2 separate regions of the Homo sapiens genome follow, and region 2 is linked to region 1. A link is a contact called in ENCODE Hi-C or POLR2A ChIA-PET data. All regions are on one chromosome and are shown on one strand. Each heading gives the region's core, a stretch centred on a gene start or an enhancer-like site at or near the end of the contact. The rest is flanking DNA. Distances are from core to core; before and after follow the strand shown. Region 1 holds the start of SNX3 (sorting nexin 3). Region 2 overlaps AFG1L (AFG1 like ATPase).

Region 1 (7,438 bases), core at 3,888-6,387:
CCCAAATGGACTATAGCAGACAGATTATTTTGTGATCCTCACTTACCAATATCATGGTCTCTGGTAGTCTAGTGGCTAGGATTCTGTGCTTTCACCAATACATCATGGATAGTCCTCCTCTAATTCTAATAACTAAATAATAGAGTATTCTAATAAATGAAAATATAACTAGTTCATTTACTCTAATCATTATACAATTTCCCACACTTTAAACATACTATAATTCAAGCATTTTCTTTTTTTTTTTTTTTCTTTTTTTCTTTCTTGAGACAAGGTCCTTGTCTGTTACCTAGGCTGGAGTAGAGTGGCATGATCATAGTTCACTGCAGCCTCAACCTCTTGGGCTCAAGCAATCCTCTCACCTCAGCTTCCCAAGTAGTTGGGACTATAGGCACACACCAGCATGCCCTGCAATTTTTAAATTTTTTGTAGAGATGGGGTCTCCCTATGTTGGTCTTGACAACTGATCTGCCTGACCTGGCCTCCGAAAGTGCTGGGATTACAGGTATGAGCCATTGCCCAGCCTAATTCAAGCTTTTTAAAAAATTGATAAGCCTTGGAGCTGTTTCCAGTTTTTGCCACTACAAACAAAGATGCAATAAACATCCTTGCCCTTACAACCTTATGTACCATGGTCTCTTGCAGCAAAAGTTAAGATTTGCAGGTGAAACTACTCTAATAGTCTTACTTTTGATAAATATTATCAAATTACTTTTCCAAAAAGATGTAAAAATTCATACTCATGTCATTGAAATATGAATGCCTGTTTTCCTACTTTCCTACTGTGTGTTTCTGTTCATTTGGATTTTTGCCATTTTGATAGACAGAAAAAAGTATTTCATGTTTAATGTGCATTTATATGATTAGTGAGTTTGAGTATAGTGGCAGTTGAAGTGGAGGTAGGAGGAGAAGACATGAACATATTCTAAGGATAAGCTAAAATGTTAGAAAACTATCATCAATTTTATGTTTTCCTAAAGTGGCCTAATTCTAGAAAAATACATTGTCTGTATACTGGTATTGCTGTGGGTGCCCTGAGAGGTGTGTCATTTGAGTAGAGTATTAATTATCACAATTTGAAGGCTCTGGCCATTAAGATTATCAATTCGTCTTTATTCTGAGCGCACTAAACAGTCAGCTGATAGTAATTTCATTTCTTTTTTATGCTTATTGTCCATCTGAATTTTCTGCCTAAGAGGCAGCGTAAAATATTGGTAAGTATATAAACTCTGGAGCTAGTTTTGCCTTTTTTTTTTTTTTTTTTGAGACAGAATCTCGCTCTTGTCACCCAGGCTGGAGTGCAGTGGCGCAATCTCGGCTCAGCTGCAACCTCTGCCTCCCAGGTTCAAGCCATTCTCCTGCCTCAGCCTCCCGAGTAGCTGGGATTACAGGCGCCCGGCACCACGCCCAGCTATTTTTTTGTATTTTTAGTAGAGACGGGGTTTCACCATGTTGGCCAGGATTGTCTCAAACTTCTGACCTCAGATGATCCGCCCATCTCGGCCTCCCAAAGTGTTGGGATTACAGGCGTGCACCCGCGCCCAGCCTAGTTTTGCCATTTCTGAATGATAAAACCTTTGGGCCAGGTGCGGTGGCTCACCCCTGTAATCCCAGCACTTTGGGGGGGCCTAGGTGGGCGGATCACAAGGTCAGGAATTCGAGACCAGCCCGGCCAACATGGTGAAACCCCGTCTCTACTAAAAACACAAAAATTAGCCGGGCGTGGTGGCAGGCGCCAGTAGTCCCAGCTACTTGGGAGGCTGAGGCAGGAGAATAGCTTGAACCCTGGAGGCAGAGGTTGCAGTGAGCCGAGATTGTGCCACTGCACTCCAGCCTGGGTGACAGAGTGAGACTCTGTCTCAAAAAAAAAAAAAAAAAAAAACTTGACTCAGTGCCACCCACTCATCCAAGGTGGGAGTGGGTGAGTAAAACTAACCACATTGAGATTCTAATTGTATTAAGTTATTAATTTTAGATAGTGACTTTTTCTGATATTAAGTCCTCCCATCCAGGAACATAGACTCTTTTCTCTTTAGGTTTTGTCTTACATCTTTGAATACAATTTCATAGTTTTAGTCCTATGTTCCCTTTGCTCCTTATAGTTCCTATCCCTTCCTTCCTAGATATTTTGTACTTCTGGTCACTTGCAAACAGGGTATTTTCTTCCATTTCCATTCTAACTAGATATTGCATAGACAAAGGAAAGCTATTACATTCTTTATTTCTGTCTTGCCACTACATTCTCTTGTTAATTCTAGTAGCTTATTATTTCTGGATTTGTATTCTAGAAATGCAATCACAATTCCTGAAAAATAAGGATAATTTTTTTTCCTGATATTTACACCAAGAAGGTCTTCTTTGGCTATACAACTGTGCTATGATGCTGTGCTGCTGTCCCTCCTAGCCGCTTCCCCACTGCAGGCATTTGTTCTGGCTGCCCACTGCTGCCCTGAGTGGTCGCCAAGGAATCAGACAGAAGCATTCTATGAGAATATTCCATGATTGCTTTGTTCAGGTGTCACCGATGACAACATAATACAGTAGTTCCTGGTCTCTTAGCTTGCATAGACTTCAATTCAGAGTCATTGATATGTATTTATTGAGCTTACATTTCTAATCATACCAGTCAAATTCCCATTTGGTCTGTTGCATTAGGAGACATGCCCAGCATTAATATCTAATGAGCTTGTCTGTCACTATCTGTCACATTATTCAGTTTTATTTGCCTCATAGCACCAATTATATTGGCAGGTGTATTATTTACTGAATTGTCTCCCTAAGACAGACTATATACTAGGCTATAAACCTGACTTATCTACCCTTTCATTTCTAGTACTTAGAATGAAAACATCTAGTAGGTCTTCAACAAATATTTGTTGAATTAATAAATGAATGTTGTTTTCTGGAAAATAATATACATTGTATTTAAGTAATGCCTTTTTTTTTTTTTTTTTTTTTGAGATGGAGTTTTGCTCTTGTTGCCCAGGCTGGAGTGCAATGGCACGATCTCGGCTCACCACAATCTCCGCCTCCCAGGTTCAAGCAATTCTCCTGCCTCAGCCTCCCGAGTAGCTGGGATTACAGGCATGCGCCATCACGCTCGGCTAATTTTGTATTTTTAGTACAGACGGGGTTTCTCCATGTTGGTCAGGCTGGTCTCAAACTCCCAACCTGAGGTGATCCGCCCGCCTCGGCCTCCCAGAGTACTGGGATTACAGGCGCAAGCCACCGCACCCGGCCAAGTAATTTCTTTTTATTCCAGTGTTTCTTAGTGTTATTAAGAATGGTTGCTGTTGGCCGGGCACGGTGGCTCACTTCTGTACTCCCAGCACTTTGGGAGGCTGAGGCGAGCGGATCAGCTGAGGTTAGGAGTTCGAGACCAGCCCGGCCAATAAGGCAAAACCCCGTTTCTACTGAAAATACACAAAAATTAGCTGGGTGTCATGGCGCACGCCTGTAATCCCAGCTACTCGGGAGGCTGAGGCAGGAGAATCGCTTGAATCCGAAAGGTGGAGATTGCAGTAAGACAAGATGCGCCACTGCACTCCAGCCTGAACGACACAGCGAGACTCCGTCTCAAAAAAAAAAAAAAAAAAAAAAAAAAAAAAAAAGCAAGAAAGAAAAGAAATTTGCAGTTCAAGGGACAGATCAGTCCAAGCACGGTGGTTCATACCTGTCATCTCAGCACATATGGGAGGCCACGGCGGGAGGATCACTTTGATGCTGGGAGTTGGAGACCAGCCTGGGAATCACAGTGAGATCCCGTCTCCACAAATAATTACTAATAATTTAAAATCTAAAGAAAAGGGGGGCGGGGAAGATCAGGTTATTTAAAGTAATTATAGTGTTAAACTTGACATATTAAAAAATGCAGAAATAGTTGTGAGGGATAACTCTCTGGGCAGAGATAGAAATGTATCGTATCTCAACATTTAAAATCTGCATTTCCCATTGGACCATAAGAGATGAACTAGGACCTAATTAATTGGGTTTTCTCCCCGTTTCTTTCTTTCTTTTTTTTGAGACAAAGTCTCACTCTATTACCCAGGCTGGAGTGCAATGGCAGATCTCAGCTCACTGCAACCTCTGCCTCCCGGGTTCAAGCGATTCTCCTGCCTCAGCCTCCAGAGTAGCTGGGATTACAGGCGCGCACCACCACGCCCAGCTAATTTTGCATTTTTAAGTAGAGATGGGGTTTCACCATGTGGGCAAGGCTAGTATCGAACTCCTGACCTCGTGATCCGCCCGCCTCGGCCTCCCAAAGTGCTGGGATTACAGGCATAAGCCACCGTGCCCGGCCTTCCTCCCCGTTTCTTAAAAAGGCTCATGTGAGTTGCATTTCCAGTCCTGTAGAGGTACGTTTAATACTTTTCAAAAAAAAAAAAAACTTATCAGGACTTCGTGAGAAACGAAAGTGGACACCCAAAGCAGCTTGCAGCCGGTCTACTGTTACTTTGTTTTAGCGGACCGACCTGTCTCCAAAATCGATTTGACCATAATGCTAGGATTTAACTAGGGCTTTAGTTTTTATTTCACTCCCCCACTTTACTGGTTTCAACCTATCAATCCAGACGCGTGTCTGGTGCAACGCTCGGGTTTATGGCAAAATCATCTCAGGCATTTGCTTAACCTTCTCCAGAAAGGCATTTTCAGGGGTTCACAGTGAGACGGTGCACAGGTTGGCACAGAGTTAGTAGGGGCAGTTTTGTTTCGATTTGCGGGCAAATCTCTAAGATCTCTCCGTTTAACTTTCGCCCGCAATTCCCAAAGCCGCTAAAGCCGTTTCCGGCGCTCTACCCCGCCGCAGGCCGAGGCTGGCGCAGAGAGACAGGAAGCGCCAGCTCTGGGCGTCTGGGTCCTCGCCTCCTCGGCCGCAGCCCCGCGGCGGCGCGCTCGCGGTGCATTGTGGGCGCTGTAGTCCGGCCGGAACCTGTTTGCGACCCCGAGTCCCATGACACCGCTTCTCCTCACACCCCAGTCCGCAGTGCCCCTCCCCAGCCTCGGCCGGGCCTCCCGGGAGCCGGGCGTGGCGTTCCAGCTAGTGAGCCGTTTCTCCCCTGGGCTCGGAGGCGGAAGCTTGAGGGGCGCGGGGAGGAGCTTCGCGTGCGGGGTGAACGCCCGCTCTACGTGCTCGTTCTCTTCGCGACCGCTGCGCGCGAGCCCCGTGTCCCCACGGCGGGCAGCAGCGGCGGCGGCGGCGGCTGAACGCGGAGGGGGCGGAGGGAGCCCGCGGCGGCGGCAGCAGCTACAGCGAAATGGCGGAGACCGTGGCTGACACCCGGCGGCTGATCACCAAGCCGCAGAACCTGAATGACGCCTACGGACCCCCCAGCAACTTCCTCGAGATCGATGTGAGCAACCCGCAAACGGTGGGGGTCGGCCGGGGCCGCTTCACCACTTACGAAATCAGGGTCAAGGTGAGGCCGTCTCTCCCCTCTCCCAAGAAACCCCTCCCGCTGGCTCTGGTCACCCCCACTCGACCCGGGAGTGGACCCCCGCGGGCAGCCACAGCCTCCCAGGCCGGGAGCCCCCTTGCAGAGGCGGGCCGGGGTCGTGAGCCAGGGCCCCTCTTCCTGTAGGGCTGGTGTGGGGGGCTGCAGAGCGAGCCCGGCGCGCTGGCACTTGGAGAAGGTGCTCGAAGAGGAGGGCGTGGGTTGAGCGCCGCTTGCCCCTCCAGCAGCTGATCAGGGAATGACATTTGAGTTGGAAAGGGGTAGATCTTTCGAGAACACATCCCTTCGCTGGGAAGGGAAAGAGATGTTGACAGAGAAAAGGGGCTTGCGCAAAGTTAAAGCCTTTTCCCAGTTTTCTCTTCCTGGAGACTTCCCAGAGGTAGCAAGCCAACCCGGCTGCTCCAGGCCCTTCCCGAGCTGCTAAAGTAACCTGGGTTGTGCAGTCTTCTGAACGGGACTTAATGAAAGTTCACAGAAGCCTGACAATTTTTGATAGGGCTGAGCCAGACCAGAAGGGTGATTGGACATGGTTGACTTCAGCATTTTGGGCCACCGCCCTGCCAAAGGCTGAGGTGTGGTGTCACCTACCTCATAATCCAGAACTACAGTTGCTTTAAGAAAAGACTAGGGATCTTGCTCTCTTAATTCGAGATTTGCACTTAATTGAATAAAGAAATCAACAGAAATAAAATATACCTAATTTCATAACTAGTATTTGTTGGCAATAATTTAGATGATTTGAAAGATGTTAATTGAAAATAGTGCTTCACTTTCACTCTATAATTCAGGATTAAAGAATTTGCCCATGTATGGAAGCATCTTTAAAAATTAATTACATTAATTTAAAGATGACAGCAAATTATTAAAAGTTAAGTGTAAAGCGATTTTTCCTTTAATCAAAATTTATATGACAAGCTACTATTAACATTTAAGTGAAAAAATTCTCATTAACTTACACACTTTGTGTCGTGAAAAACACAAAAATCAAATTTACCATCCTAACCATTTTTAAGTGTACATACAGCTCAGTAGTATATTCACATTGTTGTGAAACTTAAGTATTTTTAAAAAATGATTCTTACGTAGTTAGCATTGATTTTAAAAAGTTAATCAAACTTTAAGATATGAAACGAATAGTTTAATGTTTCAAGCCACTGTTGTCTTCTTATGGATGTGTAAAATGTGGATCATAGGCCGGGCGCGGTGGCTCATGCCTGTAATCCCAGCACTTTGGGAGGCCGAGCTGGGCGGATCACCGAGGTCAGGAGTTCGACACCAGCCTGACCAGCATGGAGAAACCCCATCTCTACTAGAAATACAAAATTAGCCGGGTGTGGTGGCGCATGCCTGTAATCCCAGCTACTCGGGAGGCTGAGGCCGGAGAATCTCTTGAACTGGGGAGGCAGAGGTTGCCGTGAGCCTAGATCGGGCCATTGCACTCCAGCCTGGGCAACAAGAGCAAAATCCCTTCTCTAAATAAATAAATAAAAATTGAATCATAGGATATGTTGTCATAGGGAAACTGCAAAATCCAGACTTCAGTACACCTGGGGAACTACATTCATACATAAACCTAGTGGAAAAGTGAATGTTTTTCTAATTGTCTGTAATACATGACAGATGGTTCACTAAAAAGAACTTCCTCTTTTGCCCTATTCACTAGTATTTTCTTTTTTTTTCTTTCTTGTGCTAAAACAGAACTTGGTATTCTTGTTTCTATACTTCCATAGCAGGTACTTCCTGTCACAAAACTGAATTGGAATCTCCTGCCTACACTTCCTCCACTTACTTTGAGTTTATCTTGCTGAATGCATTATATTAAATGGGTTCTAGTATAATAATTTAATCCTCTTTTTTTTTTAATACACCTAATACCTTAGCAAATAGCTGATGTGACACTTAAAAATGGTTTCTGGGCCTGGCGCAGTGGCTCATGCCTCTAGTCCCAGCACTTTGGGAGGCTGAGGCAGGTGGATCCCTTGAGC
Region 2 (7,397 bases), core at 2,114-4,613, 88 kb before region 1:
GGAGTCTGGGGTGGGATGTGGAAAATGTGGGAGAGAGGTAGAATAGGATGTTGTTGTTTAATGGACACAGAGTTTCAGTTTGGGAAGATAAAAATGTTCTGAAGATAGATGGTGGTAATAGTTGTACAACAATGTGAACAGACAATACTACTGAATTATACACTGAAAATGTTTAAAAGGGTAAATTTTATGTAATGTGTTTTACCATAATAAAAACAATTAAATACATTTTTAAAAAGCTTTAGTTAATATGCTTATTGGTAAAAGACTGAACACTTCTCCCCTACAATTTGACAAAGGCAAGGATGTCTACACTCATGTTCTGAAAATGGATGGTGGTAATAGTTGTACAACAATGTGAATAGACTTAATGATACTGAATCATACACTGGAAATGTTTAAAAGGGAAAATTTTATGTTACGTGTTTTACCATAATAAAAACAATTGAATACATTTTTTAAAACATATAGTTAATATGCTTATTTGTAAAAGACTGCACACTTCTCCCCTACAATTTGACACAGGCAAGGATGTCTACACGCACCACTTCTATTCAACATTGTACTCGGGTCCTAGCTGGTGCAAGGAGGCAGCAAAAAGAAATAAAAGGCATAAAAATTTAAAGAAGTAAAATTATCTTTATTGGCAGATGACCTAATTGTATACACACAAAAAAATCCTAAAGAATCTACCAAATCACCACTAGAGTTAATAATTAAATTTAGCAAGATCACAGGATACAAGGTCATCAAAAAATCCACCGCATTTCTATAAACAGTAACGCATATAATGACATTTTGGTCAACAATGGACCACATACACAATGGTGGTCCCAAAAGATTATAAAGAAGCTGAAAAACTTCTATCACTTAGTGATGTCATAGCTATCCTAACATGGAAGTACAATTAATTTTTTTTATAAATTTAGTGTAGCCCAAGTACACAGCACTGATAACATCTTGTATAAAGTAGTATACAGAAATGTCCTCAGCCTTCACATCCACTCACCACTCACTCACTGATTCATTCAGAGCAACTTCCAGTCCATTCATGGTCAAACAGGCATCCCATATTTTATCTATTATACTGTATTATTACTGCACCTTCTCTGTTTAGATATGTTTAGATAAACAAATACCACAGCGTTACAACTGCCTACAGTATTCAATACAGTAACATGCTGCACAGGTTTGTAGCACAGGAGGAATAGGTTCTATAATACAGCCTAGGTGTGTAGTAGGCACATGTATCCCTACATCCAAGCCAGGGAGAACTATGCTTCCTAACTCCTAACCTTAAAACCAGCCTACCTTTCACCTGGTGAAACTAGAATCTGAATCAATGTGAAACAGGTGAGGTGAAACCAGGAGGCAGCAGGAAAGGGGCTGATAAGCAAAATGTACTTTTATTCTCTTCTAGTGTACCAGAGAAATCATTAACTCTGCCATCACCACCGCAGTCAGCTGGTCAAGAGCTGAGGCTCTGTTGTGAGAAAGCCAGCTGTAGGGTATGAATGAAGTCACAAAATACTACTACCACAGCTTTTGGCTTCTATATGAGATGTGATAAACATTTTATAACAAAAATAATTCATTTCAAGATTGAACCATGATAATAATCCCTCCAACTCATACATCAACCCTACTGCAGTTCCCAGGATTTAGAATCCATCTGAGTCAATCATCTCAACACATCTGCGAAGAAAGAGGTGAAGTGAGCAGGACAAAGCCCAAATAGAGTGCAAGAATGAAAAGTGGGAAGGGAGTGCTACCAGGTAGGTATTCTCTATCCCATGAAGTCTCCTTAAAAATTATTTATTTATTTAAATTTTTCTTAAAAAAAAAAAATACATAAGAGATGAGGTCTCCCTATGTTGCCCAGGCTGGTCTCGAACTCCTGAGCTCAAGCATGTTTATTTATTTATTTTTATTTTATTTACTTATGTATTTATTTATTTATTTTGAGACAGAGTCTTGTTCTGTTGCCCAGGCTGGAGTGCAGTGGTGCGATCTCGGCTCACTGCAACCTCTGCCTCAGCCTCCTGAGTAGCTGTGACTACAGGCACCCACCACCACACCCGGCTAATTTTTGTACTTTTAGTAGAGGCGGGGTTTCACCATTTTGGCCAGGCTGGTCTGAAATCCTGACCTCAATGACCCGCCCCCCTCAGCCCCCCAAAGTTGCTGGCATTATAGGCGTGGGCCACCGCACCTAGCCCAATTTACTTATTTATTTATTTTTAAGATAGGGCCTCACTCTGTAGCCCAGGCTGGAGTGCAGTGGTGCAATCTCAACTCACTGCAACCTTGATCTCCCAGGCTCAAGTGATCCTCCCACCTCATCCTACTGAGTAGCTGGAACCACAGGCACACACCACCATGCTCAGCTAATTTTTTAATTTTTTTGTAGAGATGGGGTCTCACCTAGTTGTCCAGGCTAGTCTCAAACTCCTGGTCTTAAGCAATCATCCTGCCTCAGCCTCCCAAAGTGCTGAGATTACAGGCATGAGCCACCATGCCCAGCCTTGTTAAAATTTAATACCTGTTTCCCAAGTCCAACAAAGGAAAAGAATAAAGAATAAGAGCTTATGGTGGCATTTTGAGGCTACTCTCCCATACAGAGAGCCCCTCAAATGAAAACTTGATCTTTTATTACCTATTTTATTTCATTTTTGAGATGGGGGTCTCACTCTGTTGCCCAGACTGGAGTGCAGTGGCATAATCATGGCTCACTGCAGCCTTGACCTCCTAGGCTCAAGTGATCCTCCCACCTTAGCCTCTCGAGTAATTGGGACTATAGGCACATGCCACCACACCAGGCTAATTTTTGTATTTTTTGTGGAGACAGGGTTTTGCCATGTTGCCCAGGCTGGTCTTGAACTCCTGGGCTTAGGCAATCCACTCGCCTCGGCCTACCAAAGTGCTGGGATTACAGGTATGAGCCACCATGCCTGGCCGATTACATATTTTATAAGTGGTCTGAACTAAACTTATTATAGCCACCAAAATGTTCGTCTCACTTCCCATTTCAGAATTCCTTTCTCTTCCCCTCTCTATATTATAAGGATGTTTCCAAACAAAGGTTGCCACCTACCCAAACTATATGAACATCCCATACTATCACATCTTTTCTATTGCTTTCAAACACTCAGATGAATAACTTGTAATATGCTTCCCTTCAATTAGTTACCATATGGCTGTATTTTCTAAACTAAAATCCAACAACATTCATAGGGTTTTTAAAAAAAAAGTGCTTTTACAGAAGTGGAAGCAGTTATGCTTCTTTAACCATCTCCATTTATGGTCAGGTGGTTAAGGTAACAGGAGGAACAAAGTTGTTGATTTTAGCGATGACTTAATATGAAAGTGAAGGTACTGGAAGTAGATGTTCTCAGGAGGCAAAGAATGAGACCTGACAACAAGATGAGAATCATTAATGGTGCCCAAAGGTGCAGGAACATAAAATTGATCAAGTGTCTGTTATAACTGCTTTCAAAATAAGAAGTAAGTATACATTGGTCTCAAAAGTACCAATTAGCCAATGAACTAAGAAAAAGAATAGTTTGACCTTCTTTTCTGTAATTTCAAGAACCTGAAGAATTTTAAGGGGCAATCTCTAATGTTCACTTTTGTGAACTAAATTATTCTCTCTTATTAGATTAGCTAAATCTGGAAATACAAAACGGACATTCAATGCAAGGTAGCAGTAAACAAATTAGAAAAAGAAGGAACAGTTTAGAAAGGAACAGTTTAATCTTTAAGGCATTAAAACTACTTATTTGGCTGGGCGCCATGGCTCATGCCTGTAATCCCAGCACTTTGGAAGGCCGAGGAGAGCGGATCACGAGGTCAGGAGATCGAGGCCATCCTGGCTAACACGGTGAAACCCCGTCTCTACTAAAAATACAAAAAATTAGCCGGGCATGGTGGCAGACACCTGTCGTCCCAGCTACTTGGGAGGCTGAGGCAGGAGAATGGCGTGAACCCGGGAGGCGGAGCTTGCAGTGAGCCGAGATCGCGCCACCGCACCAGCCTGGGTGACAGAGAGAGACTCCATCTCAAAACAAAAACAAAAACAAAAACAAAAACAAAACAAAACCTACTTATTCAATGCCCTTTTTTTTTCTTTTCCTAAAAATGTTACTAAGATAATATCCCCTGCCATCACTCCCTCATAACGCAAATGTGTTGTGGCTATAGGGGAGCCTAGAGTGTGAATATTAGTCTAGGTCCAAAACTGACCTCGTTACATGTGAATGTGAGTTTTGAGTATGCCAGTAGAAGAAATAATTGATTGACAGTAAACTGAGGGATTAGAAAAAATTAAAATTAAAAAATTAAAAAAGACATCAAAGAAATAATTGAAAGCAAGGAGGCAAAAAAGCCAAGTAGAAACTCCTTCATGATATCAGTGGCTGAGGGTGGCCAAGGAGAGGTTTAAGACTAAGAGAAAAGGATTTGTTTGAAGAAAATAGAAACCACAAAACAGAATATTTCAGTAAGAATGAGGTCAGGGAAGACTTCATAAGCAAGACACTACATGATTAGGAAAACCTAGAAAGAAGTGACCACTCAGAAAGTTTCCAGCAATATGTGAGTCTTTCTGCCCAATGTCTAGAACTGGGAGACCAAGGAAATGTTACCACTTATGCATTAAGAGTATCTACTGTCAACTACATTAAAGATAATAACGACTAAATTATTCATCCAAGGGCTTAGGTTATGACTAGAAATATTAATGGAAATTAAAAGTAAAAAAGAACAGCTTATTTTTTTAAAAAGTATTAAGCTGAGTTAATGAGTCATGGAATCCTGATTTGTCTAATAACCTATCTGTAGTTGATTTCCTTCCCTGATATTAATTACTTTATACATTAAATAATGTTTGCACCCTAACATGGTGACTAATTCTGCCCTAGACTACAGCTGTATCCTGTGAGAAGTAAAGTAAAAGCTGAGATAACTGCCCTCTCTCCCTTTTCTTCTCTCCCTACCTTACCCTGCCTCATCCTATTCCCTTGCTGGTAACAGATTGAGGGATAGAAATAGAAATCATCCCTGAGAGAAAGCTGAGAAACTTTCTGTTTTGCCCACCCAAAACTTATTTTAACACACTTACCAACATCTCCATAAACATACAGGCCCCTTGGAGGTTTGCTCCTTGAAAAAAGCTGCAAATTAAGAACAAATTATAAATCTCTACCATGCAAATAATTAAATATAATCATATACATAGTCTTCCTAACTGTCCTATATACAGAACCAAGAGGGGCTATTATATACAATAAGTAAGAAAAAAACTTGATATAAAAGTGTTTAAAGCTGAAATATTATGCAGCCTTAAAAAGGGAAAAAACTCTAACGTATACATGAATGAACATTGGGGACATTATGCTAGGTGACATAAACCAGTCACAAAAAGACAAATATTCTCCATTCCACTTACATGAGGTACTTAGAACAGCGAACAATTAAAGAGACAGAAAGTAGAAGTCAGGTGCTGTGGCTCACACCTATAATCTGAGCACTTTGGGAGGCTGAGGTGGGAGGATCACTTGAGCCCAAGAGTTCAAGACCAGCCTGGGCAATATAGGGAGACCTCATCTCTGCAAATAGTTAAAAAGAATTAGCCAGGCATGGTGGCATGCGCCTGTGGTCCCAGTTACTCAGGGGGCTGAAGTTGAAGGATTGTTTGAACTCAGGAGGTCAAGGCTACAGTGAGCCATGTTCACACCACTGTACTGCAGCCTAGACAACAGAGCAAGACCCCATCTCAATTTAAAAAAAAAAAAGTAGAAAAAGGGGTTGCCAGGGGCTGGAGGGAGGAAGGAATGGGGAATTATTGTTTAATGGGTTCAGAGTTTCAGTTTTACAAGATGAAAGTAGTTCTGGAGATAAATGGTAGTGATGGCTGCATGACATTAAGAATGTATTTAATACCACTGAACTGTACTCTTAAAAAATGATTAAGATGGTAAATCTTATGTGTGTATTTACCACAAAAGGAAATTGGAAAAAATGCTGTGAAGCCCCTCTTAGGATTCAACACAGGAGGCAATAACCATAGTAGCCCACAGCGAGGGGTTCACAGTCACACAACTTGAATGTACATCCCCTCTACCATTTACCAGCCATGTAGTCTTTCCCTTCTTCTTTCCCAGATGGGCTCCCCAAACAATGACAGCTAGGTTCATTCTCAGCAATTAATAGAGTAGAAGAATTTTTCTGGAGAAACTGAATGATCTCCAGATAAAAAGGCCAGAAGGCACTTACACTGGTTAAGCTTCTCCCAAAGAAAGACCTAGATCCCTACCAGATTACCTTCTGGTAAAGCACACCAGTCACCAAACCTCTCAAGCTGGAGTTTCAATCAGCTTGTTAGTACCAATGGTCAATGGATATTTGGAAAAAACTTCCAACATAAAAGTCAGAGACCAGAACAAATATGCAGAGGGGAATAAACTCAGAGGAAACAGAGGACTATTCAGACATCAAAAAAAAAAAATCTCAAAAATAAAAGTGGGCCAGGCATGGTGGCTCACATCTATAATTCCAGCACTTTGGGAGGCCAAGGTGGTCAGATTGTTTGAGCTCTAGCCTGGGCAACATAGCAAAACCCCATCTCTACAAAAATCAGCCGGCATGGTGATGTACTCCCGCAGTCCCAGCTACTTCGGAGGCTGAGGTGGAAGGATTGCTTGAGCCCGGGAGGTGGAGACTACAGTGAATCGAGATCACATCACTGCACTCCAGCCTGGACAACAGAGCAAGACCCTGTCTCACTCAATCAATCAATCAATAAAAATAAAAGTGAAGTCAATATAATAATATACTGAAGAAAAATAAGAGAAGCTACTAAAACTATATAAAGCATAGTGGGAGAAAGAAATTGTCTCTTCAATAAATGATGTTTGGGAGGCTGAGGCATTAGGATTGCTTGAGCCCCGGAGTTTGAGACTAGCCTGGGCAACAATGCAAGACACCATTTTTACAAAAAAGAAATTGTTTCAATTGAGGAAAAATGATTTCCTACCAATCCATCCAATCTATTCATCAAGTGTGAAAATGGAAAATTGTCCTTTCATAAATTCAGGGTATGAACAAAACTTCCTACTCAGCAAGAAGAAAACATAGGCTCTGGGAAATGTAGAGGGCCCCTGAGAGGGAAAAAAGCTTGTCAGAGGGAGGCCTGCTTCCAGGACCACAGTGGCACTGCAGGTCAGGAAAGCAGTCAGGTCCAGAGCAAAACTGGAAACTGAAGGGCTCTGGAGATGAAGCAAAATAGAACTTATCTTACCTAATGCTATTATCAACCCAAATAACCATCTTGAATTTTGTTACACTTAGACGAGTAACCTTCATACTCTGCAGCAGTTCCTAACACCTGTGCAAAAAAC

The links. Hi-C counts contacts between places; a loop is a spot of excess contacts on that map. ChIA-PET counts read pairs that join two places held with the same protein, here RNA polymerase II (POLR2A). Pooled maps may share reads with other maps.
Region 2: a loop to region 1 is called in a map of B cell, with 15 times the contacts of the local background. The contact joins the enhancer-like site here to the promoter of SNX3 in region 1. A Hi-C loop is called at or near these places in 4 of 168 maps with a recorded cell type or tissue (B cell, CD8-positive, alpha-beta T cell, GM12878 and 1 more), 35 of 37 single-sample maps with no recorded cell type and 14 of 50 pooled maps. POLR2A ChIA-PET finds 5 or more read pairs at or near these places in 6 of 52 experiments (A549, A673, activated B cell and 3 more).

The regions. Positions count from the first base shown.
Region 1 is chr6:108,258,739-108,266,176 of GRCh38, reverse strand. It overlaps SNX3 (sorting nexin 3), which reads left to right and starts at 5,137. Exons shown (of 4, transcript NM_003795.6): 1 at 5,137-5,417. The coding sequence starts at 5,256. RefSeq lists an enhancer at 4,117-4,952 and silencers at 5,080-5,339, 5,450-5,559.
Region 2 is chr6:108,344,762-108,352,158 of GRCh38, reverse strand. It overlaps AFG1L (AFG1 like ATPase), which reads right to left. Exons shown (of 13, transcript NM_145315.5): 3 at 5,120-5,171. Among named protein-coding and RNA genes, the nearest start is that of AFG1L, 53 kb to the right of the region's middle. RefSeq lists an enhancer at 3,267-3,436. Within about 2 kb of position 3,363, at least 2 of the 41 ENCODE cell types and tissues checked have a DNase peak (open chromatin) inside an H3K27ac peak, as active enhancers do; they include B cell and GM12878, where a contact is called at or near this core.